Regions from separate parts of the Homo sapiens genome. Here regions 2, 3, 4, 5, 6 and 7 are each linked to region 1. Evidence: chromatin loops called from intact Hi-C (ENCODE). Cell type or tissue: IMR-90. All regions are shown on one strand. Region 1 overlaps SHROOM3 (shroom family member 3). Region 2 overlaps SHROOM3 (shroom family member 3). Region 3 overlaps SHROOM3 (shroom family member 3). Region 4 overlaps SHROOM3 (shroom family member 3). Region 5 overlaps SEPTIN11 (septin 11). Region 6 overlaps SHROOM3 (shroom family member 3). Region 7 has its middle 31 kb from the start of CCNI.

Region 1 (4,000 bases):
GCCTTTACCAAATTTTCTGCTAACTGTCCCTCCGTGGGAGCACCTCATCAAGTTGAAAGAGAAATGTATGATTCCACGCTCATTGCAGTATCCGATCCCTACCACAAGTCCCTTAGGTCCAGGTTAGGTTTTCTTTCCCCTTCCCACCCCCAATCATTTTGGAGGTAATTTAGATAGTAACCACCAAAAAGGCCACCAGTTTAAAGGTTAAAACATTTTCCCTCCTTGTCCCTCGATCCCCAAGCACCCTGCAGAGGGTGTGACCCCTAAAGCAGGTAGAATCCTGCGGAAGTGAAGAAGCCCACATTGTGGTGAGAAAATGGCCCACATTCCAGATCTGCCAGTTTCTTCTGCTGCTTTCCTTAATGATTTTCTGCTCTTACCACTTAGCAGGAAGGAAATAAAAGAAGGAAGAGGATCCTCTCTGAAAAAAAAAGGCTCTGTTTATAACCTGCCCTCCTTCCTCTCCTCTGGAGATCCCCTCTGCTTTGGAATCTCAGGGTATGAGCCCAATGCCATTGTAGGGGTTGCAAGGTCAGTTTCCAGTTGCTTAAGTCATGTGGCATCTATCAGAACCATTAAACAACTTCTTCCTGGTACTTGTGTCAATTTCCTTCTAGTCTACATGTCAATCCTTTAACTTGACCTTTGGCCCTATCTTTTTAGCCCTTCCATTCTACTCCCACTGCCTCTCTTAGGTCAACTTCTGCCTGGAAATCCCCAAGGTCCCTGAAGAAAGAGGATCTTTCTATTTAGGCCTCAGGCCCACTCCCTCGGACCTCAGGTTGAAAATATTCTCCTGAGGGTCACCTCACCTGTGTCTCAACTAGGCCCCTGGCCTCTTCCCTAGGGATCTTCAGAACAACCTTCTTTAGATTCTGAGGACAGGCCCCTCACTCCGTTTCTGCAATGGGGTTTCCCATCTCACTTCATGGTCTGTCTCCCACTTTCTCACCATCCTTTTCCAGCCCCACCTGGCCAGGAGTGATCAGCTCCAACCAAGGAACACAGAAACCCAACCCACAGATCATCGAGATTTCCTACTATTGTTTATAATTGGAACATATTTGAATAGACTGGCAACACATGGGTGTTTTATTTGAAATTTTTTCCCTGAGAGAGCACTACCAAGCCCCCATACTGCAAATCCTCCCCGATCCTGGAAGACAGAAGTTGTTTTTATCTTGTAAAGCACATAGCTGCCATTCTGCCAGCAAGACCCCTGCTCATCACAGGTGAAAACTTGAAGGGTATTTTTCCAAGAAGCAGTAGAAGTGATAGAAAAAGCCTTGGAGAAATTGTAGGCAGAGGTGTTGTTGAGTGGTGACTTCAGTGGATATATTGAGAGTAGGGGAATTCCGATTATAGCGATAAAAGCATAATTCTAGGGACATTAAACCTGGGCCTCATAGAAACCACTAAGAGCAGGTAGTGATCTTAAGCCACCTAGATCTTTTACTTTATAACATAGTGTAAATTAAATAATACCATCTTATCCTACTGGTTTTGGCAAATGGCAGCCAAGAGCCTAGTCTTTTGCTGCCACCTTGTGTTTAGGAGACAAAAGTCTAAATTCACAATTGCTGTGGCATTATTATTATTATTATTATTATTTTTGAGATGGAGTTTCCCTCTTGTTGCCCAGGCTGGAGTGCAGTGGCGTGATCTTGGCTCACTGCAACCTCCACCTCCCAGGTTCAAGCGATTCTCCTGCCTCAGCCTCCCGAGTAGCTGAGATTACAGGCGCCAACCACCACACTTGGCTAATTTTTTGTATTTTTAGTACAGGCGGGGTTTCACCATGTTGGCCAGGCTGGTCTTGAACTCCTGACCTCAGGTGATCCACCTGCCTCGGCCTCCCAAAGTGCTGGGATTACAGGTGTGAGCCACCGTGCCTGGTGAGAAATGAACATTTTAGAGCCAGAAGAGATCTTAGAAATTCTCTAGTCCAGCTCCCTTCACTTCACTGATGAGGGAACCAAGACCTAGATTGGGACCAAAGTCTCCTTGTTCTTTCCCCTGTGCCACACTACCTCTCTGGTCAATTACACTCACATCACATGCACATATCGAGTCCTCAACAACTAAGGCCATTGAAGTACATGGCAGAAAAAGCCAGTCTGTCCAAATCCATAGGTGTCTCATTCAGTGGAAACATTTCCAGGGGATTGTGCAGTTGTATATGACAAGGCCAGGTGACCAATGACAACGAGAGCTAACACTTAGCACTCACTGTGGATCAACTGCTGTGCTAAGCACTTTGTGTATATCTCACTCAATTCTTTCAGTAACCCTATAAGGCAACAACTATTATTACCACCATCTTATATTTAAGGAAATTGAGGCTTAGAGAGGTTAAGTAACTTGCCCAAAGTCATTCAGCTACATCTGGCAGAGAGAGAACTCAAACTCAAGTCTGTAACTAGTACAATCTGTGCTCTTGCCCCCATTTTTTATTACTGATTATACTGACTTTACCTCATCCCATTCTTCAGAGATAACATTATTACAATTTGATATATTTCCTTTCAGCCTTTTTTAATGCATAGATAAATATTTTTATGGCACATTGAAATTGATTTCAACACGTTTGTACTATAAAATAATACTGAGGAGGTCTTATATATAAATCTTGGTCTGGATCTCAGTATTTTAATGATAGATTTATAGAAGGAAAAGTACGGGGTCTAAAATTACAATCTTAACTGAGGATTTTGGTATTGGCAAACTTATTTTCAGAGTGCCCGCACCATTTCACAGTCCCACCAATAGTATATGGAAGTACTCACTTTAACACTTCCTCACTGACATTGGAAGTGTTCATATTTGCTCAATTTTGCCAAAAATAATTTAAATTTTGGCAAATTTCAAGGATCTAGTAGATGAGAGCAATACATATCTGAGAATTTCAGACCTAAGGTAACCTAAATGATCCAATAAGAAAAAGACTCTTAGCTCACTTCTGAATATGTGTAATTCTATATGGAAAAAATTAGGTAAAAATTGGGTAAATGTCCAAAAATTCCAAATAAAGTATTTAAAGAGTCTGAGAGTGCTCACTTTTTTGGACATGGCTGAGTAGGAGGCACCATCATGGGAGTCCACACCTGCCACAAGGAACCCAGTGCCAGAAACTCAAGAGCCAGGAAATTGATCTAAAGCTGTTGGTCAAGCGGTACATGTTTCTGGCCAGAGGAACCAACTCCACCTTCAACCAAGTTGTGCTGTAGAGGATATTCATGAGTGGCAGCAACAGGCCAGATGATCAAGAAAATGAAGTTTCCTGGCCAAGAACACAAAATGAATGGTTGTGGGGATCATAATTGGAGGGCAAGGTCCTGACCTGGACGCCCCCAAAGTCTATGCATTGTCCTGCTCTTTCATCCTCACAAGGACCAAGAAATATACAAGCATTTCAGTAAGGCCCCAGGTACCTGCACAGCTACTCCAAACCCTACACCAGAGGCCAAGAGGCCAGCTGTACTACAAAAACTAACCGGATCCTGTCATTATTAAAAATATTGTGGATGCTGGATTCGGAGGGGGGGATATGTATACACTGGCAATGAACAATCTGAAAATGAAATTTTAAAAAAATTCCATTTATAATAGCTTCAAAAAGAAGAACATACTTAGAAATAAATTGAACAAAAGAAATGCAAAACATATTGCTATGGTTTGAATGTATGTGTCCCTCCAAAATTCATGTTAGGATCTAATAGTCAGTATGATAGTATTAAGAGGTGTGTCTTTTGGGAAGTGATTAAGTCATGAACACTCCAACCTCATGAATGGGATTAGTGCTGTCATGAAACAGGTTGAAGGAAGGGCTCTATTCCTTTGTCCTTCCGCCTTCCACCATGTAAAGTCAAGCAACAAGGTGCCATTTTGGAAGCAGAAGGCAAGCCCTCACCAGATACTGAATCTGCTGGTGCTCTGATCCTGGACTTCCCAGACTCCATAACTATGAGCAACAAATTTATGCTGTTTACAAATTACT
Region 2 (4,000 bases), 100 kb before region 1:
AGAAGAGTTCCCTGCACTGGACCTAGTGGTGAGGTGGGAGTTAGGGATATTTGAGGAGGAACGCTGAACCACCTGCCTATCCTACAATGCCCCCACCAACTCGTTATGCTGGGAATTCTCCCTTCTGCCTCTGTTTTGTTTTGTTTTTATAACATAGAAGTTGACTGACTTGGTGTTTACCCACCTCATAAGATGCTGGGATAGACTGATATTACATGGATTCAACTCTAACTTAGTTGGCTATTCAATAGTGTCTACTTTTATTTTTTCTTTAGAGACAGGGTCTTGTTCTGTCCCCCAGGTTAGAGTGCAGTGGTGCAATCATATAGCTCACTGCAAACTCAAACTCCTGGCTTCAAGTGATCCTTCTGCCTCTGCCTCCCAAGTAGCTGGGACTACAGGAGCATGCCACCACATCCGGCTTCTTGATTGATTGATTGATTGAGATGGAGTCTTGCTATGTTGCCCAAGCTGTTCTCAAACTACCGGGCTGAATGGATCCTCCTACTTCAGTGTTCCAAAGTGCTGGGATTACAGGTATGAGCCACCATGCCCAGCCTACTTTTTAAAGTATTTGTAACATGTAACTAAATCTTGCCTGAAATAATATCATTATTATACTACATTATTTTTCAGTATAGAAAGTTTAATAATAATAGCAGCTGATATTTTATATGAAGACCACTAAAGCTCTGGCCAAAAGAAAACACTTTTAAGTCTGACAGTAATCCCTTTAGAAGCTACTTAGCATCTCATAATGTTGGGCCCTGGGATTCATTCTCAATTTAAAGGGAGTTAAAACTTACTGACTAACACACCAGTTAGGTCTTCAGATTGTCTCTCCAAAGTTTTAAGTATTTCTATATCATGAGTACTGCTTCCACTTATATCTTTTTTGGCTAAACAAACTAGTTCTATAACTAATATCATCTTCCAACTAGCCAGAGGTTTAACTAGAAAATCCTGCCATAGGAGAGAAGCAGGATACATGCAGCTGCACACAGATTAAAATTTTGCTCCTTCCTTTAGATGTATAATATTATTACTGGATACTGCCATATGTGGATGGAAAAATATACCTCCAAATCAAAAGGCAGAATTCCCTCTGAGCGGGTTTAGAGTAGAGGAATAGAAACACTTGGGTTTTACAACAATGAGAGGAGGCAGAGGCAAGCAGGGGGTTTGGATCAGAAAGAACTGTGTCTGAGCAAGTTTTTCCTTGGAGAAAATGAAAACATTGTTCTAAGAATATTTCAAGAAGGAAAATGTGTGTTATTCAACATGGAACTGATTCAGCCTGTGTTGAACAAACAAACTTCCATGGCTGATGATCCGGACACTGGGTGAAGATGATAATCCTTTCAGGTATGATTCGCCAGAAACTCCAGAAGCTGGAGCCAGCACAGGGTGTGCCTGACGGGCAGTCTCCCCAAGTCAGGCTGATCCAGAGGCTGGGCATGTTCCGTGTGTTTCCTTGTAGAGTTCCTGGTATGGCGTGCACACTAGGTAAATATTAAAGAACTTTCCTCTGCCTAGCTTCATTACCCAAGGACACTGTGACCTTAAGAAGTTCTTATCAATGGAGGGCAAATATAAAAACAGTAAGGAGTTTGCCCTAAATTACAGCCAGAAAGTTCACTACGTAAAAACTGGGAGTCTCAGTTTCTTCAGGGAGCCAGGATGCCCCTTTAGCATCCAGGAATGACTTCCTATCACCCCACCGTTTTCTCACTTTTGCTAAATTGACTCAAAAGGAGGTGGCTCCCTTGTGCCCCTTCACCCCTGCCATGGCTCTTAGAAAAAAATCCAGCATTCCCGATAAGAAATAACCAAAACAACGAGATCGTTTGAATTCCACTGAGACCAATTCATCATGCAGTGTTAAAAAAAAAAAATCCTTCACACTCTCCAAGTTAAATAATCAGAATGAGAACGCAGACTTTAAGAGAGAGAGAGAGAGAGACACAGAGAGAGGGCGCACAAAGTCAACTGGAATTTGGGAGCTGAGGCAAGAAGTAACTTTAAAAAAATCATCTTCAACTCACTTAAAGATTGGTAGTGGTGATGGTTGCACAACAATGTGAAGGTGCTTAATGCCACCAAATTATACACTTAAAATGGTTAAAATGGTCAATTTAATGTTATGTATACTTTACTGCAATTTTTTTAATGGGAAAAAAATCACCTTAGAACTCTTCAAGCAAGCCCCTCCCCCATCCCTATCCACAGTGGAGGACAAATGGGTTGAGATTGTTGTGAAATAGTTTCTCATTTGAGGGAGGGCTACTGAACTTGGAGGAAAGCAGCCCCTCTCGTCACCAATTGCCTGAATCTTAACCCCCCAGCTGGGTCTGGAGAAAACATGTTCATCAGTGAGAACCTGCACACGAAATCCCTGACTCACCTTTGACTTTGGATCTCTCAATCAACAGAATAGGGAGATAACCTTAAGATCTGGAGAGGGGTAACGGCAGGATCCCTCTACACGGATGCCAACAGCTTTAAAAATAAAACCCAAATTACAGAAGAAATCATGGAAAGGCTGGGAGTGGATTCCCAAAGGTGTACATTAGTGGAAAAAACACACATATGAACAAAACAAGAATCAAATCACTACAAGAGTGTATCAAGATTTGTGGATATTTAGGAAATATATAAAAGTGGACAGCGGAAGACGAGGGGATGCAGTTATTTCAGCAACAAGAGGCTTCATCTCCAAATTTCACATTAATACATAAAGTAAAACACAAACCACTCTACTTTTTTTTGGTGTTTCAATATAATCTTCAAACCAGAAAAACTCTCAGTCTGCTAAAGGTTACTAAAAATCAAATTCTGAAGCTATGGCCACTTTTTAGGAAATTCAAAATTACCAGAAATGAACAGCTGTGATTTTGCTAAACAAAGAAAACCTTTCCACAAAATGCCAACATCTAACTCATACCTCGATGGCATATCACTCAATGAGAGTGAAAAAGTAAACATTTTCTGAAATGAGGGTGATTTTTTTTGGCTAGACAACTGCCACATGGTGGTTATCTTCTCTTTTAGTTTTACAATAAGGAAAGACAGGCACTGGCTTATTTGCTTTGGTTTGACAGATGATGGTCAAGCGTAGCTTTGAGATTATATCCTCATTACCCTTTATGAAGGAAAACAAAGTACAATCCATTTTCCTTGCAGAAAAGTCTTCCCCTTTCTTGCCCAGGAGATTTTTCAAAGTCATTCTCTCCTTGTCCTCCAAAAGATAAATAAAAATAAAACAAAATGGGTACCAGGTAGCAACAGCTTCCTGAGACAAGTTTGAAAATCTAAACTCGAGCCTAATAAGATGTTCACAGTTCAGTAGCATCTACTGAAAAAAAGTAAATTAATGTTATCTTTTATATTGTTACTTCCAGACAGAATACATAATGGTGTAAACATGATATTCTAGACTCTCTATTTAGGTAAATGTTAGGAAGTGGTGGATGGGCACAAAAGACTTAATTGCCTGCTAACACTGCTCTTAACATCTAGTCTATTCTGATAGACTGGGGTCATTTGAAAGGAAACTAAGAGTTTACAACGTAATTTGTTTTTTCACATTTCTTTTTTAAAGACTTCTGATCCTGAAGAGAAACATGGTCAGATACAGATTCTGAGGGCCAGTTGCAATGGCTCACGCCTGTAATCCCAACAGTTTGGGAGGCTGAGGCAGGAGAATCTCATGAGGCCAGCCTAGGCAACATAGTAAGACCCTATCTCTCCAAAACAAAAACAAAAATTAGCTGGGCATGGTGGCATAAATCTGTAGTCTTAGCTACCCAGGAGGCTGAAGCAAGAGGATTGCTTGAGCCCAGGAGTTTGAGGTTACAATGAGCTGTGATCTGTGTTCCAGCCTGGCTGACAGAGCAAGATCCTGTCTCCAAAACAAACAAACAAACAAACATACCAAAACAGATTGTCTATATGGACTATGATGTACTAGAGGCCTGGAAAAAGATTACTTGAATTTGCA
Region 3 (4,000 bases), 150 kb before region 1:
GTGGCTCATGTCTATAATCCCAGCACTTTGGGAGGCTGAGGCAGGTGGATTACCTGAGGTCAGGAGTTTGAGACCAGCCTGACCAACATGGTGAAACCCCGTCTCTACTAAAAATACAAAAATTAGCTGGGTGTAGTGGCAGGTGCCTGTAATCCCAGCTACTCAGGAGGCTGAGGCAGACGAATCATTTGAATCTGGGAGGCGGAGGTTGCAGTGAGCCGAGATTGCTCCACTGCACTCTAGCCCAGGCAACAGAGCAAGACTCCATCTTAAAAAAAATTAATTAAAATAAATATAAAAAATAATGCAACCAATATGTGATAGACTAGTTATCGCTGAGGTGTTGATGACTCTCTCCTAGGGGTAGCTATTTAAAAACAGACAGGGTAAGAGTTAACTCAAATGAATGAGCCCCTCATAGAGGGATATGGGACCCTAAGCAGCTGGGTGAAAGATTTTTGGGCAGTGAGACCTCTAGAGAGGACCTCAAATCACTCTATGCACTTAATCAGATAGTCCTGCAAAGGGCTCCTTGTGGGTTTATTCTATGCCCAAGTGCAAATTGCTAAAAGATGAATGGTGAAGATGCTGATGGTGCTGGAGCTTCCCAAGCAAGAAGAGCTCTGGAGGGGGCTGGGGTGCACAGAGGCGGGTGGCAGTGCCCTGACGTGGGTGAGAGAGGTGCGTGTGAGGTGGGGAGGGGCAGTGAGCTTCACACTCTCGAGTCTGGTGGCCTCCGTGTGATACCCAGCATCTGAGCACAGCCTCTGGGAATACCCCTGCGCAGCTTCATTCTTGGTTTATTCAGCATATGCATGTTTTAGATGGGTTGCTTCAGTCAAAATGAACCCATCTTTTCTTGTTTTGTAAAAAAGTTTTCTCAGGCTGGGTGCGGTGGCTCACGCCTGTAATCCCAGCACTTTGGGAGGCCAAGAAGGGTGGATCACCTGATGTCAGGAGTTCAAGACCAGCTTGGCCAACATGGCAAAACCCCATCTCTACTAAAAATACAAAAATTAGCTGGGTGTGGTGGCGCACACCTGTAGTCCCAGCTACTTTGGAGACTGAGGCAGGAGAATCGCTTGAACCTGGGAGGCGGAGGTTGCAGTGAGCCAAGGTCATGCCACAGCACTTCAGCCTGGGCAACAGAGTGAGACTCTAGCTCATAAATAAATAAATAAATGCTTCTGAAAGCCCACAGCAACTTCACTGGATTTCTGATATATACTTTGGTGCTTGTTACATATACATAAGAATTGCAAAGAGAGCCAACAACTGTAGGCTAAAATCTCAGTTTGTCTAACATATGGCTCTAAACCCAAATGACCAATATGAAAAGTAATGTTTTAAACTATGGGCTGTACTTTTTCCAAAGGAGCCCAGATGGCTAGATGGTGGGGGAGTAAAGAACTCAGTCATGGGGCCTGGCCTCTTGGCAAGGTGCCTGGGGTCTGCTGTTGGCTTCTGTCCTCAGAAAGTTCCACCTGTAAGTAGGGAGTGATCCATCCACTTGAGGCTCTCTAGTGAGGAAGAGTCAGTTCACATCGGGAAGTGCTTTGAGGGAGAGGAGAGGTGGCTGAAGGATGGGCCTTGAGTATTCACAATGAGGGTTCCAATGAGACAATTTAATCAGAGGGGACACCAGAACCAAGCTTTTCATGCTAGAGGACCAACCGAGAAGGAAGAATGGGATCTGAATGAGGTCCATTTTTAGATGAGCCTTTTTTTTTTTGGTTTGTTTAATCATAACAGTGTTTTGAAAAGGCTTTACCAGTGAGTCAGTGGTGGGTTTCGCTAAGTCCACCACAAATTAGTTACACATTCCCTAATTGTTTCCAAAAAAAGATTTACTATGAAATGACACAAAGTGCAATTGAATCCTTGGGTTTTGTTTTTGTGTGTGGTATGTATCTGATGTGTCAGTTTTGCAATCTGCTTGGTTTTGATATTGAAAAATGTTTGATGTTTTGGCTTCCAGTTGAATTGACACTATTCATCTGTTTATCCATCCAAAGGTACCTATGTTAGTTACTAGTTGGATCCTACCAAGCACACATGCGGGCATGTGCACACACACACAAACACACACACACATACACACATGGGAGGGGGTTTGGAAGGGTAGCATCCTGCAGGAATGCTTGATGTAACATTTACCACACTATTATATATAGTTCACTGTTCCTGCTCTGTATTGCTCACTTGACAGTGAGGTTCTGGATGGTATGAAACAGTTTGTCTAGTTTATCCTCCATTCTTAATGCTTAACAGAGTATCTGACACATACTAGGCAAAAATAAATATTTTTAGTCTTGCTATTTCCTGTTATGTTCTTTATGGAGATGGAAACCAGCAATGTAAATCTTTTTCTACTTAAAGATACTGACTCATTGCTCAATCTCTCACATCCAGCCACATAGCCTTTCCTTTGATTTTCCATTTTTAGAACCTCCCCTGAGGGCTCTTCCAGAAATGAAGCAGGAATTTCTGTAATGATTTCATTAATTCCAACTAAGGTAGCAAACATAAGTCACCAAGGCTTGAGGTTTGAAACCCTGTAATTTGGTGTTCAGCTTCACATCCTCACAGTCGGTGGATGCTAAGCAGATCTGATCTGTGCTTTCCTAATTTTCACAATTGTTGTGGGATTGTGGGAAGTTATTATAAAATGCATGGAAGAGCACTTTGGTAACTACAAAGCAGGTATTGCTATCGACTTCATTTTATCAATGTGGAAAAGTCCAGAGGCAAAGTGATTTGCCCTGGCTTATGCTGGAGCCCAAACCAATGGTTTCCCAACAGCCCAATGAACGTGCTGAACTCCATGGAGAGGACCAGTTCTAGGACTGTCTCCACTTGACCAGAAGGGAACACCCAGCTGGCACTGATCTTAGAATATGTATCCTTGGGAAGGGTCCTGAAACCAGCCCAGTCTGCAGGGGACCAGGTGTTGACCACTAGCTTGTCTTACTTGGGCCCGGAGACAGTTTGTTCTCTTTGTATCTTTATATCAGAAAATCCAACAGTCACAGAGCAGAGAAGCAGGTTTCTTCTATAATTAGCATAACAGGTCAATGGATGTCACTGTTGCACCACAGAAACAGAATCTAAACTCCAAGGGGACCCCCCCACCCCCAAACAGCAGCACCCTCACTATTTGGGAACATTAGGAGAGCAGAGCACACTTTGAACCAAAAGAAAGCAATTATAAATGAGTAACAGATATTCCATTTAAAAATGTTAGCGCTAGTAATGAGCAGGCATATTCAGGGACAAGTTAAGGCAAATAGCTTTGAACATCATGAATGGCTATAAATGAGTGTATATGTCATTTACCAGGAGGAAAAGTCACAAAATGAATCAAACCAAGTCTTTTGACTTCAAATACTGTGTTTCTTTCACTCTGCCTCTCACAATGTTCAAAATTATTTTAGAAAATACGTTGATACTTAGATTAAGACTTCTCACCATCTATCAACGGCCTTACATAAATGTTTTGGAAAGAACTTAAATCCTCAACCTAGTATAATGATCAAATGAATATGTGTATATATATATATAGAGAGAGAGAGAGCGAGAGAGAGAGAGAGAGAGAGTTTCGCTCTTGTTGCCCAGGCTGGAGTTCAATGGCATGATCTCGGCTCACTGCAACCTTCATCTCTTGGGTTCAAGCAATTCTCCTGCCTCAGCCCTCTGAGTAGCTGGGATTACAGGCACCTGCCACCACGCCCATCTAATTTTTTGTATTTTTAGTAGTAGAGATGGTGGTTTCACTATGTCGGCCAGGCTGGTCTCGAACTCCTGACCTCAGGTGATCCACCCACCTCAGCCTCCCAAAGTGCTGGGATTACAGGCATGAGCAACTGTGCCTGGTGAATATGTGTATTTATTCAGCACCTACTTTCTGCCAGGAACTTGTTTGATTTTTCACAACTCTTGAAGGTAAGATGATTATTTCCATTTTTCATGTGGGTTCAGCAAGAGTAAGTAATGTTTCCAT
Region 4 (4,000 bases), 240 kb before region 1:
TCGATATTGCCACTGAGCCAACCAACAGCCCCCCTCACCTGTCACCTTCAATTATTTTTTTCCTTTCCAAGTTTTATTTTAGGTTCAAGGAGTACATGTACAGGTTTGTTACATGGGTAAATTGCATGACGCTGGGGTTTGATGTAAAGATAATTTTGTCACCCAGGTAAGCATAGTACCTGATAGGTAGTTTTTTCAATCCTCACCTTCCTCCCACCCTCCACCCTCAAATAGGCACCAGTGTCTATTGTTCCCTTCTTTGTGTCCATGTGTACTTAATGCTTAGCTTCCACTTGTAAGTGAGAACGTGCAGTATTTGTTTTTTTGTTTCTGTGTTCATTTGCTTAGGATAATGGCCTTCAGCTCCATCCATGTTGCTGCAAAGGACATGATCTTGTTCTTTTTTTTACCTTTGCCCATTTTTAAATAGGGTTATTTGATTGTTTGTTGTTTCGTCCCGTCTTTGATTTCAGACCAATTTTCTTTAGCAGTACTCTAGTTTATTGTTAGTTTTCCCTTGTCTCTAGCATTTAATTAATGCACCCAAACTCACCAAAGTCCTCAACCTCACCTTGAATACTTTCTTCCTTGTCAACACAGCTATAGGAGCAAGAGCATATAAATGTAGAAGGCTGATCTTGGCTAGAAAGCAGGTAATTAATACCTACTTCCTGACCATGTTGGCTGCTTCTACTTGACAGAATTAGGTTGTGTTATTAAGAAGGTGAATGTAGAAACAATGATTGAATGAAATGTAAGAAAAATTAAGGAAATGGCTTAAAAACGTAGAAAGGAGTAGGTAGGGTGTAGGTGTATTATCATTAGTAATAATAGATTATAGTAGATAACTCTGTAATGCTGCATTAAAACTACATACAGAGTACATGGTTCAGAGAATACCCTTTCTGAAAATTTCTACTTATTAAGTCCCATGTGAACAGTTCAAAATTTTAAATTCTAAAAAAGTGCTCATTTTACTTTTCTACCCAGGATATATGATTTTGATGGCATTTTAAAAAAACGACTTTCCTCTGTTTTCCATCCCCACATGTATAAAGTTATGATTTTGAGCTTTATTTTTCACCTCCGATGCTTACAGTTTGCCTTCCTCTGTGAAGCTGTTCATGAAATGCCCGTTCTTCCCTAGCACTGTGGTCACCAGATGTGATGCTCTGCACACAGAGCTGGATGAGATCAGCCACACAGGAGGCCCCATTTGTGAAAGCCATGGGGCACGCTCAAGAATAGCACCTCCATTAATTATTCTGTTGTCAAACTGGTTAGCCAAATCAACCTTGTCCTCAGTAGCACATGTTCAAAACCTATTTTGAACAAGTGTCATTCTTAAAGAAAATCATTTCTAAATGGAAAATAAAAAGTTCTCCATGCTAAATGACGAGTTAATGGGTGCAGCACACCAACATGGCACATGTATACATATGTAACAAACCTGCACGTTGTGCACATGTACCCTAAAACTTAAAGTATAATAATAAAACTAAAAAAAAAAGTTATCCATGGCCTAGACAAATCAAAAAAGCATGTGACACTATATGACATCACATTTCAATTTCTTGTAGAAAGGAACAAGAGTAGTTTAACACCAGCAGCATTCATATGCAGAGAGCATCATAAGTACATGTACATACCTAGATCCAGGACCAGCCAAATAACATGGATCCTTCACAAGACCAAAGCCACTGTCTTGCCCCAAAAGCACATCCTTGAAACACAAGAAAGGCACAGCATTACTGCCAATAAACGGGTGTTTAAATTTACCAAGAGGGTGGAGGTAAAAAGGAGAAGGAACACCTATTTACTGGCAACCTACTATTGTCAGGCCACGTGGTGGCACTCTTACATAATCCCATGGCATCGATGCAGGAGATAAGCCGAAGATTTAAAAAAAAAAAAAAAAAAAAAAAGCAGAGTCAGAATTTGAACTTCAGTCTGTCTCACCAGGTGCCTCCTCTAACAAGGATGTTTCCTAACTAAGAGAAGTCTCCTAACGATTATCTCTGGAGTTCAAAACAACTGCTAAACTTGAAATAGGATAACGAAGACAATGAATTCAATGGGCCAAACTTTTCAAATGGCAATAGGGAAATATGAGAGATGACGGGAAAGGACAGTCTATTACATTTTGCAAAAATCTCAAATGTTCCTAGTTACAATTAGTGAAGATATGAATTTGGATTGTAATCGGGTGCAATAAATTCTAGGAAAAAGTTCACTCACATGTGAGATCAATAACTCTGGGGCCTTTTCAGGGGTAGTTGTTTTTGTTTTAATGAGGGTATATACTGGAGTCCTGAAAGGGTTGTCAGTTTTTGATAGTATACAGTTTGGTCCCTGTGATCAGGTCCATGATGAAGATGATGATGTTGCCATTGATGATAATATATTAAACTCCCAATTATTTATGACAGGAGACAGGCAAAAACCAGAAAAATTAAATCCATATATAATCTCTAACTTAATTTCAGTAATTTATTTTGCCATTTAACCCTGCCCAATGGGTTAACTGCTCTTCACCCCGTTCCTCATTGTTTTTGTTTAGTGGTTGAGAAACTAATAAGCAATAGAAAGGGTCAAAGGTGGGAGCAGGCAGAAGAAACAAACCCCTGAACATTATTAATAATTGCAGCTACCGGTACTGGGTATTTACTGTGTGCCAGACACTCTGCTAAGTACCTTGCACCAACAAATTATATGCCTGGAATATTAGGCACTTGACTTTTTTTTTGTAACTTAATCTTTATAACAATTGGAAGCAGGGTATGTAATTGCAGCTCAGCAAGGTGACATATCTTGCCCACAGTTAAGTAAGTGGAGAAACTATGATTCAAGCCATGATCTCTTCAAAGCCCAAGGTCTTGCCATGGAATCTTTATAGGTTGAATGGCAGCTGGGCTGGATGTAATCAGACTTGAATGGCTTGAGAAAAATGAATTCCATGTGTTCTGATTCACTCAAATATCACTGTAGGGAATGAGAATTCCTGCTCTCCATGAAATTTATGGTCCTTTAAAAGTCTTTTCCCACCATTTTTCCCTATGTTGACAAGAATGTGCTACTTTGCCAATAATTAATTGGAAAAGCCTAGGTCCCATGTGAGCGCCTAACCCAGTAAAGTATAAATATGTATTCATATCCTATTACATCCTTTGCATTTCGTTTTGACAATGAATATAACTTCTGTATTCACATGATTTGGCCCCTAGAATATCGAGCTTAAACTATTTATGTGGATGTGGATAAAATAAAGGAATTAGACCCAGTAATAAACTATTGAGAGAATTCTCTGAATCTTCTATCAATCAAAATACCACTTGACAAAGGAAAATATCTTCCCAATCTGATACAAGCCCAAGGAAGATAAATTCCTATTGCATTTCTTGCTTTGAGCATATATTCACTGTCAAGACTTAATTTTCTATAAATTGGTAAGAAGTACAAAGTGCTTATTATGGCAATTACAGGGAAAAAAAAACAGTGGCTATGGGAAAAATACTAGGCATAGAATTATACCAACTTGTTAAGTGTCTGATTTATTTTTGTTAATTATCTCAAAATTGACTTAAAAATACACCAGTTCTTAGCATACTTAATAATGTAAATTGGTCGGGCGCGGTGGCTCACGCCTGTGATCCCAGCACTTTGGGAGGCAGAGACAGGCAGATCATGAGGTCAGGAGATCGAGATCATCCTGGCTAACGTGGTGAAACCCCGTCTCTACCAAAAGTACAAAAAAAATTACCGGGGCCTGGTGGCGGGCGCCTGTAGTCCGAGCTACTCAGGAGGCTGAGGCAGGAGAATGGCGTGAACCCGGGAGGCAAAGCTTGCAGTGAGCCGACATTGCGCCAGTGCACTCCAGCCTGGGTGACTGAGCGAGACTCCGTCTCAAAATAATAATAATAATAATAATAATAATAATAATAATAATAATAATAATAATGTAAATCTAAAGTCTACTGAATCTCAGTCCTCCTGTTTTGGG
Region 5 (4,000 bases), 470 kb before region 1:
CAAATAGCAGCAATGTCTACTTCAAGGTATAAGAGAGTCCCCCAGAATAACATGTATTAGCATGCATCTGATAAAATCTGCACAGTTATAGACCTCCACCCTCTTGCAGGAGAAAAAAAGCCCACTGTTTAATCAGCTTAAACCCTCCCCTATCCTCTGAATTGGACAGTGAAGACTTGAAGTCATCAGTATCATGTTAGCTTTTCTCCTCTGTGCCCTGATGTATACCTCTAACATTTGCTGGTCACCCACCACACTCTTTTCGGCCAAATTTTTCCCACTCTGCCCTTTGGACATAACTACAACCAGTCTACTACCAGCTGGTTTCCATCCCTAAGCCCTGAAATCCAATGACTAACTTTGATATTTCTCTTAACGCTGCCCTCATTCGACTTCACCAAAATTTGTAAGCGCCTTGTTGTTTCAACAGAAGTCATACTCTCCAACCTTCTCATTTTCAGATAAGGAAACAGGTACAATGGCTACTTGACTAGTGTTCTTTATGCATGGGCCAGGTGGAGACAGAGTGAGGCGCGGGAGAACCCAGGACCCTGGTGCCTGGCCCACCTTCCCTCCATTACACTTAGGCCCGCTTTGCAGATAAGAACTCACATTGGTTGTGGATGAAGCCGAATCTAAAAGGCCTGGAAATACCATGCTGCATTCGTTCTCGTTCTTCCACCTAGACCTGCAGCCCCCTTTCTGTCTCTACAGCCTACCCAGGTTTACCTGGGACTAGAGTTTCACCTTCATTCCATCAGAAATTAAATTTCTCATATGCCCTTAGGAAAAACGCTGTTGAAAAGCAGTCCCCAGAAACAGGTATCCGAAGTGAACAGAGCCCCAGAGCTGCTTACAACCCCAGATAGGGGGAGGAGGGGAATCACTAGCAAAACAGCATTTCAGCAAACAACCACCAAGTGTGAAAATCCAAAAACTGTACAAAGCTAGAGCACTTTTTTCTTAGAGACAGAATGTTTTTCTAAAAGTCTGTGTAAACTCTTGAGAAGTTAAATCTAACTGGATGCCAAGAATTAACAACAACAAAAAAGACATTTTCTTCAGTTTCCAAAGACCACAGTCTCTCTCTGAGCACAAGTGACTAATGCCTGTAACAGCCGAACATTACAAAGTGCTGACCAGCAGAAAGTCTGTTTGGGAATGACAAGGTCCACGTGTGCATTCCAGGGACGCTTACAGATTCTGCAGTACTCCAAGGAAGACAGGGTGGGAGGGAAGCAATGTGACAAATAGGCAAGAAGTATTTATAAAGGCACGACCCAATTAGAAACAGATGTTGCAGCTGCTCTTTCGCACTGGCCCACATCAGAGATGATGAAAAGCCCGTCACCCAGCAGCCACCTAGGAACACTAATGAGCAAAGCAAGCGGGGAAGTGGGGAAGAGGTCATAAACCATTTCAAAACCCTCTTGCTGTCCAGTGGGTCCCAAACAACCCAGTTCCATTTAAGACATATCACGTCTCTTGCAGAGCATAAAACCACCCACTTGTCTCACTGTTGTTTATTTGGGTCATTTTTGTCCCTCCTGCCCTGTCTTTATCCTATGGAATATCTTCAAAACAGTGACGAATAGGAGGTCAAATAGAATTAAGAGGCTCAAAGCAGTTGGAAGTTTTTTCCTCAACTTTTTATGTCCTGTGCTACTCATATTCACACATCTATTCCTCAGTATTTCCTGTTTGAGAAATATTGTGGCTCAGTTCATCTATTTCTATTCACTGAATGCATTCATCAGCAAATAATGAAATATGGATGGGACGCTTCCTTCCCGATGCCACCATTTCTATCACCGGATATAAATTAGCCACTTCCTTTCTGAAAGATACCATATATTTCTGTGCCTTTCTGAAAAGGCAGGGGATTTTCAGTTACAGTAATGGCCATGTGATGGCAGTCTCTGTGAGAGAAGAAAAAAAAAAAATCCAATCCAGTTCCAAGCAAGTCATGAACAAAAGCACCAGGGCTGTTTCCCCTAGTCACAACCTGGCTGCTTTCTCCTCCCAAGGCATGTTCAGTTCCTAATCCAGGCTGACCTAGAACATCTGAGTCCAGTGACACATTTCCAGCACCTGAAAATTGAGGAATTATACCAGAAATGACCAAAACCATGATACATATTGAGGAAATAAACATACCAATTAACATCTGGTCTTGCTCTACAAATATTACTAAACAATTATGGCCAAAATCCTCAAGTCTTCCTAAGAGTTCTTTTTTTCTTTTCTTTTTTTCCCTGAAATGGAGTCTTGCTCTGTCGCCTAGGCTGGAGTGCAATAGCGCGATCTCGGCTCAATGCAACCTCCGCCTCCAGGGTTCAAGCAATTCTCCTGCCTCAGCTTCCGAGTAGCTGGGATTACAGGCACCTGCCACCACGCCCAGCTAATTTTTGTATTTTTAGTAGACACGGGGTTTCACCACGTTGGCCAGGCTGGTTTTGAACTCCTGACCTTGTGATCTGCCTGCCTCGGCCTCCCAAAGTGCTGGGATTACGGGCATGAGCCACCACACCTGGCCTCTAAGAGTTCTACTGTGTCTTAATCTCAACCCTGGATAAAACAATATCAGGATGGAATAGGGGTTGTTTACATAAATGTGGGGCATGTGCTAGTTTTCTACTGCCATATAACAAATTATCACAAATTTAGTGGCTTGAAACAACATCCATTTATTAGCAGTCAGTTTCATAGGTCACAACTTTGGGCATGGTGTAGCTGGACTTTCTGCCTGGGTTATCACACGGCTGAAATCAAAGTGTGGGCCAAGCTAAGGAGGTTGTCCTCTCAAGGCTCTGGGGAAATACCCTCTTCCAAGCTCATTCCAGATGTGGGCAGACTCAATTCCTTGCAGCTGTAGGACTGAGGGCCTTCTCTCCTTACTCGCTGTCAGAGGCTGCACTCAGCTCCAAAAAGTCACTGACGGTTCCAAGCCACGAGGTCACCTCTGTCTTCAAAGTCAGCAATGAAAAATCTCCCTGTGTCCCTCTCACATGTCAAATATCCTTCTTCAGGAACAGTCTGGTCCCTTTTAAGGGACTGCTTAATGAGGTAAGGTCCACCCAGGTCAATCTCCATTTCTAAACGACAGCTGTGCCATAACCTACCTGTGGGAGTGATATTCACAAGTTCTGGGGATTATGCAGAGCGTGTACACCAGGGGGCTGGGATCTTGGGGCCATTTTCGGATTCTGCCTACCAAAGTATACATTATTTCAACATCCCTATTTCTCCTGTGTAACTTTAGGATAAGATATAATAATGAATATTGGCATTTCCCCAGCTAAAAAAAAAACAAAAACAAAAAACAACAAAAAAAACACACAACTGTCTCCAGGAGAAAAAAGATAGATATTAGTAAAAGCATGGTAAACTAGATCCCTCTCAGGCTACCAAGGCAAACCTTTTACACTGAATCTGATAAGGGCAGCTAACCACAAACTAGCTAGCCTTTGGAGGAAGCCTTCCAAAAATGAAAGTAAACTGCAAATGTTTAGGTGTTGTGTTTGTAACAAGAATTCTAGGAAATACAAAAGATTCTTAAGGAATTTGAGTCTTATTAGGGAGATAAGTTATTGAGGTAAAATGGAAGATGATTTTGAAATGTTTCATGATGAAATATACTACAAAGATTACAGGGTTAGACAATGGAGATGAATGTGGACCAGAGCAAAAATGTAAAACTCTCTTAAAGCAGGTCAGTTTTGCCCTAGGTTATGGTAAGATGAAATAAGATCTGGGCCGGGGGTGGTGGCTTATGCCTGTAATCCCAACACTTTGGGAGGCTGAGGCAGGCAATCACTAGAGGCCAGGAGTTTGACACCAGCCTGGCCAACATGGTGAAACCCCGTATCTACTAAAAATACAAAAATTAGCCAGGCATGGTGGCACCCGCCTGTAATCCCAGCTACTAAGGAGGCTGAGGTGGGAGAATCGCTTCAACCCAGGAGGCGGAGGTTACAATGAGCCAAGATCACACCACTGC
Region 6 (4,000 bases), 79 kb before region 1:
AATACAATTGACTTATTTTTGTGTTATCTGACTTGTTACCTGTGTCACTTGACTAGACTGTGTGCCAGAATTTTTGTCTACTTTTATTCACAGCTCCAAACTCGGTACCTAGAAACCCAGCTGATACATGGTAGGCACTTCCTAAATATGTGGTGGTTATATTTTATATGGGAGGCAATATGCACAAAGAGGGTATGAGTCAGGACTTTATAGAAAGAAAAACGTCATTAGGAACCTGTGTTTCAGAAACAAAACTTGAAGTACATATCCCTTTCCGGGTAGGTTGGCGCCATTACTAAGGGCAATGTAATAGATCTAAATAACACGTAAATAGAGGTTGGCGCCATTACTAAGGGCAATGTATTACATCTGAATAATATATAAGTAGCAATACACACTACCAATCAAGAATATAAAGAAGTATTCCAAGTGTGTTGCATATTCAGGAATTATGTAATAATAGTCAGAAATCACTTGGAATATTTTGCGACTCTTCTGGGAAATTTCATGTCACAAAACTTGAGGGAAGTGTGCCAAACTAAAAAGTGAAGGAGATCTAAAAGTTCTCATGAAAATGTTTTCCCAGGGTTGTGCCACAGCAAGAATGACAGTGTATAATACTTCTTTATAGACGCCATTCAGATTCAAGGATCTTTTCCCAAGTTCCTTTTAGGTGATTATATTTAACCTCCTTAACAATGCAGGAATCAGATTTGCAGATGAGGCACTGTGCTCTGACAGGCCGTGTGCCTTCCTGAAATAGCCTGGTAAGGGGTACAATGCGGAACAGAATAGAATTCTTTTGTCTCTGTCTGGCATGCCTGCCCAGGCTTCATGTATTTATCATTTTACAGTATCTTCTATCCTGAGGAAAAACCTCAGTTTTTGTAAATGACTAACTTAATGTCTCATCAATGAAAAAATATGAAACTATAATTATTACTTTCCCTACCTATTTTTCTGAGGTCAGCTGTTGCACAGATTCGATATTCATACCGGAGGGCATACATCATCATGGTAAAATTAGTGTCTTTGTCTGAAGTTCATTTCACTAACTAAATAGCCAGGCATATAAAGCTCACATTATTACAGAGGGGGAAAAATGCAGCTGCCGACAGGATCGCTAAGAACAACAAATACCAAGAAAATCTCAAAAAAACTGACCACTTTTTTCCTAACCATATTTTTGCTGACTATTTTCTCCACAGCCTTGGAAACTTGTTTTCACCTCCATTCTTTTCCAAAGAAAGACTTCTACCCCGGGGGAGAAAAAAAAAAAATTAAGACCTCAACACCAAGTACAAATTGCTCATTTAAAGAACAGGAATGTAGGATGCGGGGGCTTTTCTTCCTTAAAAACTCATCACTGTGTAGAAAAAATCTGAATGCTGTCCTGATTCTTCTTGAGCAGTGGAGCAGTTTTTTGGTTTTGTGTGAGTTAATTTTAATTAAAAAAAAAAAAAAAAGCACCATTCTTGAGAAGCTGTTGCTATGAGACTTCCTGGGCCACAACAGATGGCCACAAGAACAGTTCTCAGGCCTGAGCTCGGAGCTCTGCGGCCTCCACTCAGGCATACCATTAACATTCCTGAAATACCTTCGGAGGCAATGCAGGCCAGCCACCTTCAGACGGCTCACCCGCAACTGGCCTCCCTGGTCAAGGGGCCAGGGTTGAAATTTGTTATAAACTAAATGATCAGGTCTTTCTAGGAAAAAGCCAGAGGAGAGAGGGTGCTGTCCTCAATTTAGGCTTCAGGAAAACTTTACCAGCAACCCGCTGGGGTTTTGAGTTGTTCAGGTGAGCACACACCCAATTCATTTCATTGTTTTAATGCTCTCTCTTTCAGTCACAGAGTGATCCAGTTAAGAGAACCAGCATATTTTTGGCCTGAAGCATTTTAGTGCCCAGAGAGAACTGCTCAGGGAAAGGTTTAAGGATCCCTGATTTCCGTTTTGACAGAAAGACAAAAAGGGAAGGAGAACCGCATGGTATTTGAGGTTCTAATTTCTCACTAACTTCTTGGTAGTGTTGGACAAATTCTTCCATTTCATTCTTTTTCTCTCTCTCTTCCACACTAGGATAATGATATATGACCTACCTCAGATGGAAGAACTAATGATCCACGATTAATAAACAACTGAGAAATAAATGCATAAGTATCAGGTCACTGAGACTGTGCCTCCACTGCTGTGAGAGTAAAGATAAGGGAAGAACTTGGAGATTCCCTTCAGAGGCTGATTGCTGGGACCCCCGCCCCTGGAGGGCTGATGGGCAATGTGGAACACATGTTTTAGTGGGCAGAGTCTACTGGTAGCTCTACTGCTTACTAGGGAGCTTTGGTACTTGGAAAAAACCAAGTGTTTCTGAGCAGCCATAGCTTCCCAGGGTGGGGCTCATTTACATTCCAACACCAGAGTTTTTGCTTTAAAGCCAGGCTTCCAGTGCAGAAGCAAAGTCCTCCTTCAGTGACTGATGCCAGGAGTCTTTTTTCTTTTTTTTTTTTTTATGAGACAGAGTTTCACTCTTATCACCCAGGCTGGAGTGCAATAGCACAATCTCAGCTCACTGCAACCTCCGCCTTCTGGGTTCAAGCGATTCTCCTGCCTCAGCCTCCCGATTAGCTGGGATTACAGGCATGCGCCACCAAGCCTGGCTAATTTTGTATTTTTAGTAGAGACAGGGTTTCTCCATGTTGGTCAGGCTGGTCTCAAACTCCCGACCTCAGGTGATCTGCCCACCTTGGCCTCCCAAAGTGCTGGGATTACAGGCGTCAGCCACCGCACCCAGCTAGGAGTCTCTTGATCACTTGTGGAACATCACTCATTCTATCAGTTTTGGTTCACACAAGTTTGTTGAGAGCTTTTATCTCAATGGGATCAGATGATATGCCACCCATACCGCTCTGCGGCTATCATTTGGGCTTCATTTTTTAAACCAGTCAGTCCAACTAAGAAGCAAAATTGTGTGAGACAGCTTAGGTTCATGCCTTCCAAAATCATCCATTTGTATGAAAGTATACCTTCCCACCCGTCACCAAAATGTGATCATTAAGACTGCTGGGGATTTTTTTTTTGTTTATTTTTTGTTTTCTAAAAAACATGCCTTTTAGGGGTTTGGCCTAACAAGGAGTGCTACCTTTTCCCTATTAACCAGCGACATTTTAATGAAGTCATCTATGGAGGGGTGGAGGTGAGGAAGCTGTTTCTTTTTCCATGTGTCTAGGGCTACCCAAACTCAGCTTGCTTGTCTGCTCCCTATGGCCAGAGCACATTGAGCTAAGGGAGGTCTTCACCCAGCTGCTCAGCTTCTGAACCTACAGGCCTCCCCAACCCCAGGAAAAGTCAGGGGCCAAGGCTGGACACTGTGGGGAGAAGAAGGGGAGAGAGACAGAAACAGAAAGAAGGTGTCTGATGTTTGCAACCTTCCATTTGCAGAGCTGAACCTTCCAAGCAGAGCCAAGGGGGTGCACAGCATGTGTCTAGGAGGGGGAGGCTGCGTGGCTTTCTTGTGCCCCATTGTGTATTGTGCTGTCCACAGCACCAGTAGGGACCCTCACCAGACAGCAGTCAGGGAGCCTGGCAGGCATTCCACAGTTCCTGGAAGGAGGCTTTTAAAAATGGTCACTCGGGAAACAATAAACTTAAGATACTTAATCCCCTTGCCCTCCAATCTAACTCTCTAATGATATTGTTCTTGGAATAAAATATCTATTTATCATAGTTATTAATGAATGTGTTAAATTACATATTTGGAGTGCCCTGGTACTCTGCAGACCTGAACAAGGGCTTTCTACACTCTTAATATGAAACGTGGGGTTTGTGACTTTGTTTACTTTTAAGTATTGTTAAGAAGTTTTTCAACCAGCTCTCTCCTCTTCCTTTCTGTACCTTTTTAGGATACTGGGGTTTTTATGGAAGACAATGATTAGGGCTAAGATTAGGGAATAAGATGAGGGTATTTATCCCTCTCCATACAAAAAATGATTTACACTTAACTCAG
Region 7 (4,000 bases), 530 kb before region 1:
TTTGTAAAAAATTCTTGTGGTAGGGTTGACTTACCTGTTTTATGACCTTAAAATCCAATTAAATGGGAAGCATTTACTCACATGTCAGTAAAGGGAGTGGGAGGGAAGATAGCAAAGGATTGGCTTCACAGATAGACATTTTAAAAATTTCTCATCCTGATCTTCATCTGTTTAATTCATCTGAATTGTAGGAGCTCTAAGAAGTTTACAACTGCATATGTTCATAGTATCTGTAAAATGATACAGATACTATGAAACTTCCTCCTATTTAACAGATGAGGACATAGTTGTGTTATGTAGACAGCTAGGGATAAAACTGAGTTTAGAGTCAGTATTTCATTTGTAGTCCAGTAGCTGCAAATTGAGCAGAATGTTAGAGGACAATAGGATTTTCACTTTTCAGTCTTAAGGTTTTCAACATTTACAAATTGCTGGTAAGTTAGTTTGGAACACAGCATTCTTCTCATGGGACACCGAATCAAGTGGGATAGTGGGCTGCTAGCCCTCATGCCTCAGAGCTTATTTAACCCATCGTTCAGTTCAGTGATAGTTTTGGAGACCTGGCCCTCAAAAGCACTGTTAAACCTTGGCCACCATTTCAGAGGACTGAGCCCACTTCCTCACAACTTACTGTGGGCCCTTAGAGAACTGTGGCTTGTGACAGAAAGAGCCTAGTATTCTTGAACAGTGTAGAACTTTTCATTAAGAATGTTCCGGTCGGGTGCGGTGGCTCACGCATGTAATCCCAGCACTTTGGGAGGCTGAGGCAGGCGGATCACGAGGTCAGGAGTTCAAGACCAGCCTGACCAACATGCTGAAACCCCATCTCTACTAAAAAATACAAAAATTAACCAGGTGTGTAATCCCAGCTACTCGGGATGTTGAGGCAGGAGAATCGCTTGAACCCAGGAGGCGGTGAGCCGAGATCGTGCCATTGCACTCCAGCCTGGGCAACAGAGGAAGACTATCAAAAAAAAAAAAAAAAAAAAAAAGTTCCTGCTGTTCAATTAGTTCCTTTTACCTGAAACTATTCTCAGCCTGTCCCAAGTTACTTGTGTTAAACTTTGGCATCACATCACAAACTCAAGATCCAGAAACTTGAGCACTCTGCATCATAATTGTCTTGTGCCTCCTGGTGGTTAAAAAACCTGTCGCTCCGTGAAGCCTCTGGAAAGGCAAGGGAATATACTTGATGGGGATAGTAGTTATTCTCTAATCCTCCATTCAACCAAAAAAAAAAAAAAAAAAAAAAAAACCTAAACATGTTCTAGCCCTTGAAGATCAGACTGGAAGCTAAATATTTTACTTCTTCATTCTCTACGAGATGAATATAAAGTTAGTTATATAGAGAACTATAAGTTTTCTCTACAGATAGACGATGTATTAGTTTGGAGGGAGAAGGGAAAGCTGGGAACGCAGAATGCTCCCAAATGTCAGTAAAAGGTCAAATATGACCAGTTTGTCATAAATGTTCCTGATGCTACCTTTGGCTGTGAAGGAAGGTAGAATGTAGCTCTTCACTCAGCCAAGTTGAAGAGAATCTGAACCTATGTTCTTGAGAGAATTAAGACACTGGTGTTTGTGCCCCCAAGAAATACTATGTATTTTCTCCTGTGTTATTAGAGTCAGCCACTTGTGTGTGTCCTCTGTGCTCTTTACAAACCTGAATTTTCAAGCTATTAAATTTACTCCTAGATTTCCTGAAGCAAGTTATGCTTGAGCATTAGTGCCCAAAGCAGCATGGTGGCTTTTCACTTGAGAAGAAAATGTGGTTAAGCTACTGATGTACAGCCAACATGATGAGGAGCTTATCTTTATCTAAAGTAGTTTGCACATTTTCAACTGGAAAGCGAAGATACTATGTCACAGGTTCTCACAACCAACCTGGCAGAATGCATCCCCAGTTTAACAGGGTTCAACTTCTAACTCATCTCAAACGTTTACCCTTTCTATTTGACATCATGAAGTTTTGTCTAACATGTAAATGTTACTTCTAAAGCCTCGAAAATTCTTTCAGTCTTTATGTTGAGGAGAATGTCTCCTATACCTGTTATCAAATAATGCTATGAGTTTTGGCCACTAGATGGTGCTTTTAGAAAAATACAGCATCTTTTTCAATTTCTGGGAGAAATTGAGTTGAGTTTACTGTATGTTAGTGAGCAGTTGAACACTCATCTGGTTGCTGAGCCAACTGTGTTGGCTTAGTTAGAAGTTCATATTACTTAAGGTACAGGAGGCCTGTGTGTGTGAGAGACAGGGAACTTTGGCAAGATCAGCCAGGGTTAAGGGGCAGATGGTGACTGGATACCACGTTTCAGACCAAGAAAAACCAGAACCAGTCTTACAAATCCCAATTAGTGAGTTGTGTGGTTCTGTAAAGTAGCCTAGAAATACAATTGGGAAGGCTTGAATATAGCCAAGTCCCAAAACCTTGCTGCTTTCAGTTTGAATTGGATTTGGCCAATCATTAGGAGAGAAAAATTGAAGAGCACGCTTACTTAGCACAGCTTGCATCAAGAAATAGCAAGTTTTCCCTCACCATATTTAGTGGCTTTTATGATGTACTCGTATGTAAGACCAATGTCAGACATAACTCTCCCTTGTGCCAGTTTTACTTTAAAAGGCGTAATAAGATAACCAAGAATGTCTTATCAGAGAAATTTGAGAAGAACTCACTTTTTTAGTTCCTAAGAGCCTCTGGAGTTAAGGATGAAATGAGAAGGATGAAATGCCTTTCTCTTAACTCTAGAAGTATAGCCTTCATACCAGATCAAATGCCAGAATTGTTGACCTTATTGTGTTACACAACAGTAAGGTTGTAAAAAAGCAGTTTGAATAGCCCTAGGCCTAGTGAACTGGTCTCCCATTTCTTGGAAATAGCTTATTTTGTTAGGCAATAGGACACTCCAGAATGAAGGCCAACTTTAGGCAAGCAGCCACGACAAAGTGACTGGTGGGGAGCAGAATCCTTTTTGCTTTTCAGGATATGATCTATCTTCAGCAAACGACTTAGCATAGAAAAGGCTTGCCTTTTCTTTCTTTCACTCTTAACGTTGCTGTGCTTATATGAGTTATACAAGTTCAATTCATAGTGCATGGCTAAATCCCCAGTACCTAATGTAGGCCTGGTGCAGTATACACAATAAAGTATTTGGAAAGAGGGAAGGAGGGGTTGGGGGAAGATGGATGAGTGAATAAGAAAAAAAGACAAGGAAAGCTAGAACTGCAACTCTCCAGAGTTCTAAACACATTGTTCACAGTTAAGCCCAGCTCTTTTGTTTATATAAGAGACAGGGTCTAGGTCTGTTGCCCAGGGTAGAGTGCAGTGGCACGATCCTAGCTCACTGCAGCCTTGAACTCCTGGGCTCAAGCAATCCTCCCACCTCAGCCTCCTGAGTAGCTAGGACTACAGGCACACACCACCATGCCTGGCTAACTTTAAAAATTTTTTTAAAGATACGGTCTCACTATGTTTCCTAAGCTGGTTTCAAACTCCAGGCCTCAAGTGATCCTTCCACTTCTGCCTCCCAAAGTGCTGGGATTACAGATGTTGAGCCAATGCACCTGTCTAAGCCCAGCTCTTTATGGAATGTTATTCTGCTCCCCGTTCCCCACCCTCAAACACACACATTTATTTGTTCTTTTGTGAGACAGGGACCAAAAAAATCTTGTTATAATAGCCTTTGCCTCCCCGGTCTAGGTGCCATAACTTTGGAAGAAACTTTCCACAATGGACTGAAAGGCTATTCATCTCACATCCCTACAAGTAACTGATTTGAGGCAGATGTGAAATCTTTTGTACCTCACGTGATGTTCCACTGACAACCAATAGGTCTCATTTATATATAGCTGTTAATCAGGAATAGCAAGGTAGGAAAGGGAGATGAGTAGACACCTAGGCTCCCAATTAGTCTTCTCAAATTAGCACATGCAACCTGGGCACAGTAGCTCATGCCTGTAATCTCAGTATTGTGGGCAGCTGAGGTGGGAGGAATGCTTG

The links. Peaks named below come from ENCODE experiments on the same cell type or tissue, not always from the same donor. Only the 100,000 strongest peaks of a DNase experiment are listed, where the experiment ranks them.
Region 2: a loop joins it to region 1, with 2.5 times the contacts of the local background. A loop is called at or near these places in 10 of 110 quality-filtered maps.
Region 3: a loop joins it to region 1, with 2.3 times the contacts of the local background. A loop is called at or near these places in 16 of 110 quality-filtered maps.
Region 4: a loop joins it to region 1, with 11 times the contacts of the local background. A loop is called at or near these places in 91 of 110 quality-filtered maps.
Region 5: a loop joins it to region 1, with 9 times the contacts of the local background. A loop is called at or near these places in 5 of 110 quality-filtered maps.
Region 6: a loop joins it to region 1, with 2.2 times the contacts of the local background. A loop is called at or near these places in 21 of 110 quality-filtered maps.
Region 7: it touches region 1 in a loop (10-fold over the local background); 54 of 110 quality-filtered maps call a loop at or near these places.

The regions. Positions count from the first base shown.
Region 1 is chr4:76,508,800-76,512,799 of GRCh38, reverse strand. All of the region lies in intron 1 of SHROOM3 (shroom family member 3), which reads right to left. Among named protein-coding and RNA genes, the nearest start is that of MIR4450, 63 kb to the left of the region's middle. In IMR-90, a CTCF peak has its summit at 1,533 (motif pointing left); a DNase peak (open chromatin) is centred at 1,519.
Region 2 is chr4:76,609,216-76,613,215 of GRCh38, reverse strand. The region is part of intron 2 of SHROOM3 (shroom family member 3); the gene reads right to left. Among named protein-coding and RNA genes, the nearest start is that of MIR548AH, 36 kb to the right of the region's middle. In IMR-90, a CTCF peak has its summit at 1,956; DNase peaks (open chromatin) are centred at 1,335 and 1,925; H3K4me3 peaks cover 350 bases; H3K27ac peaks cover 1,640 bases.
Region 3 is chr4:76,656,765-76,660,764 of GRCh38, reverse strand. The region is part of intron 2 of SHROOM3 (shroom family member 3); the gene reads right to left. Among named protein-coding and RNA genes, the nearest start is that of MIR548AH, 83 kb to the right of the region's middle. In IMR-90, no CTCF peak of the experiment used is centred here; DNase peaks (open chromatin) are centred at 1,784 and 2,354; H3K27ac peaks cover 1,849 bases.
Region 4 is chr4:76,746,740-76,750,739 of GRCh38, reverse strand. SHROOM3 (shroom family member 3) reads right to left here. Exons shown (of 11, transcript NM_020859.4): 6 at 1,650-1,723. The region is part of intron 1 of SHROOM3-AS1 (SHROOM3 antisense RNA 1); the gene reads left to right. Among named protein-coding and RNA genes, the nearest start is that of SHROOM3-AS1, 54 kb to the left of the region's middle. In IMR-90, a CTCF peak has its summit at 1,855 (motif pointing right); no DNase peak of the experiment used is centred here; H3K27ac peaks cover 638 bases.
Region 5 is chr4:76,982,264-76,986,263 of GRCh38, reverse strand. The region is part of intron 1 of SEPTIN11 (septin 11); the gene reads right to left. Among named protein-coding and RNA genes, the nearest start is that of SEPTIN11, 35 kb to the right of the region's middle. In IMR-90, CTCF peaks have their summits at 1,907 and 3,161 (motif pointing right); DNase peaks (open chromatin) are centred at 1,183 and 1,963; H3K27ac peaks cover 2,800 bases.
Region 6 is chr4:76,587,976-76,591,975 of GRCh38, reverse strand. The region is part of intron 2 of SHROOM3 (shroom family member 3); the gene reads right to left. Among named protein-coding and RNA genes, the nearest start is that of MIR548AH, 14 kb to the right of the region's middle. In IMR-90, no CTCF peak of the experiment used is centred here; a DNase peak (open chromatin) is centred at 1,555; H3K27ac peaks cover 611 bases.
Region 7 is chr4:77,042,805-77,046,804 of GRCh38, reverse strand. No RefSeq gene overlaps it. Among named protein-coding and RNA genes, the nearest start is that of CCNI, 31 kb to the left of the region's middle. In IMR-90, CTCF peaks have their summits at 1,144 (motif pointing left) and 2,061 (motif pointing right); a DNase peak (open chromatin) is centred at 2,174; H3K27ac peaks cover 1,041 bases.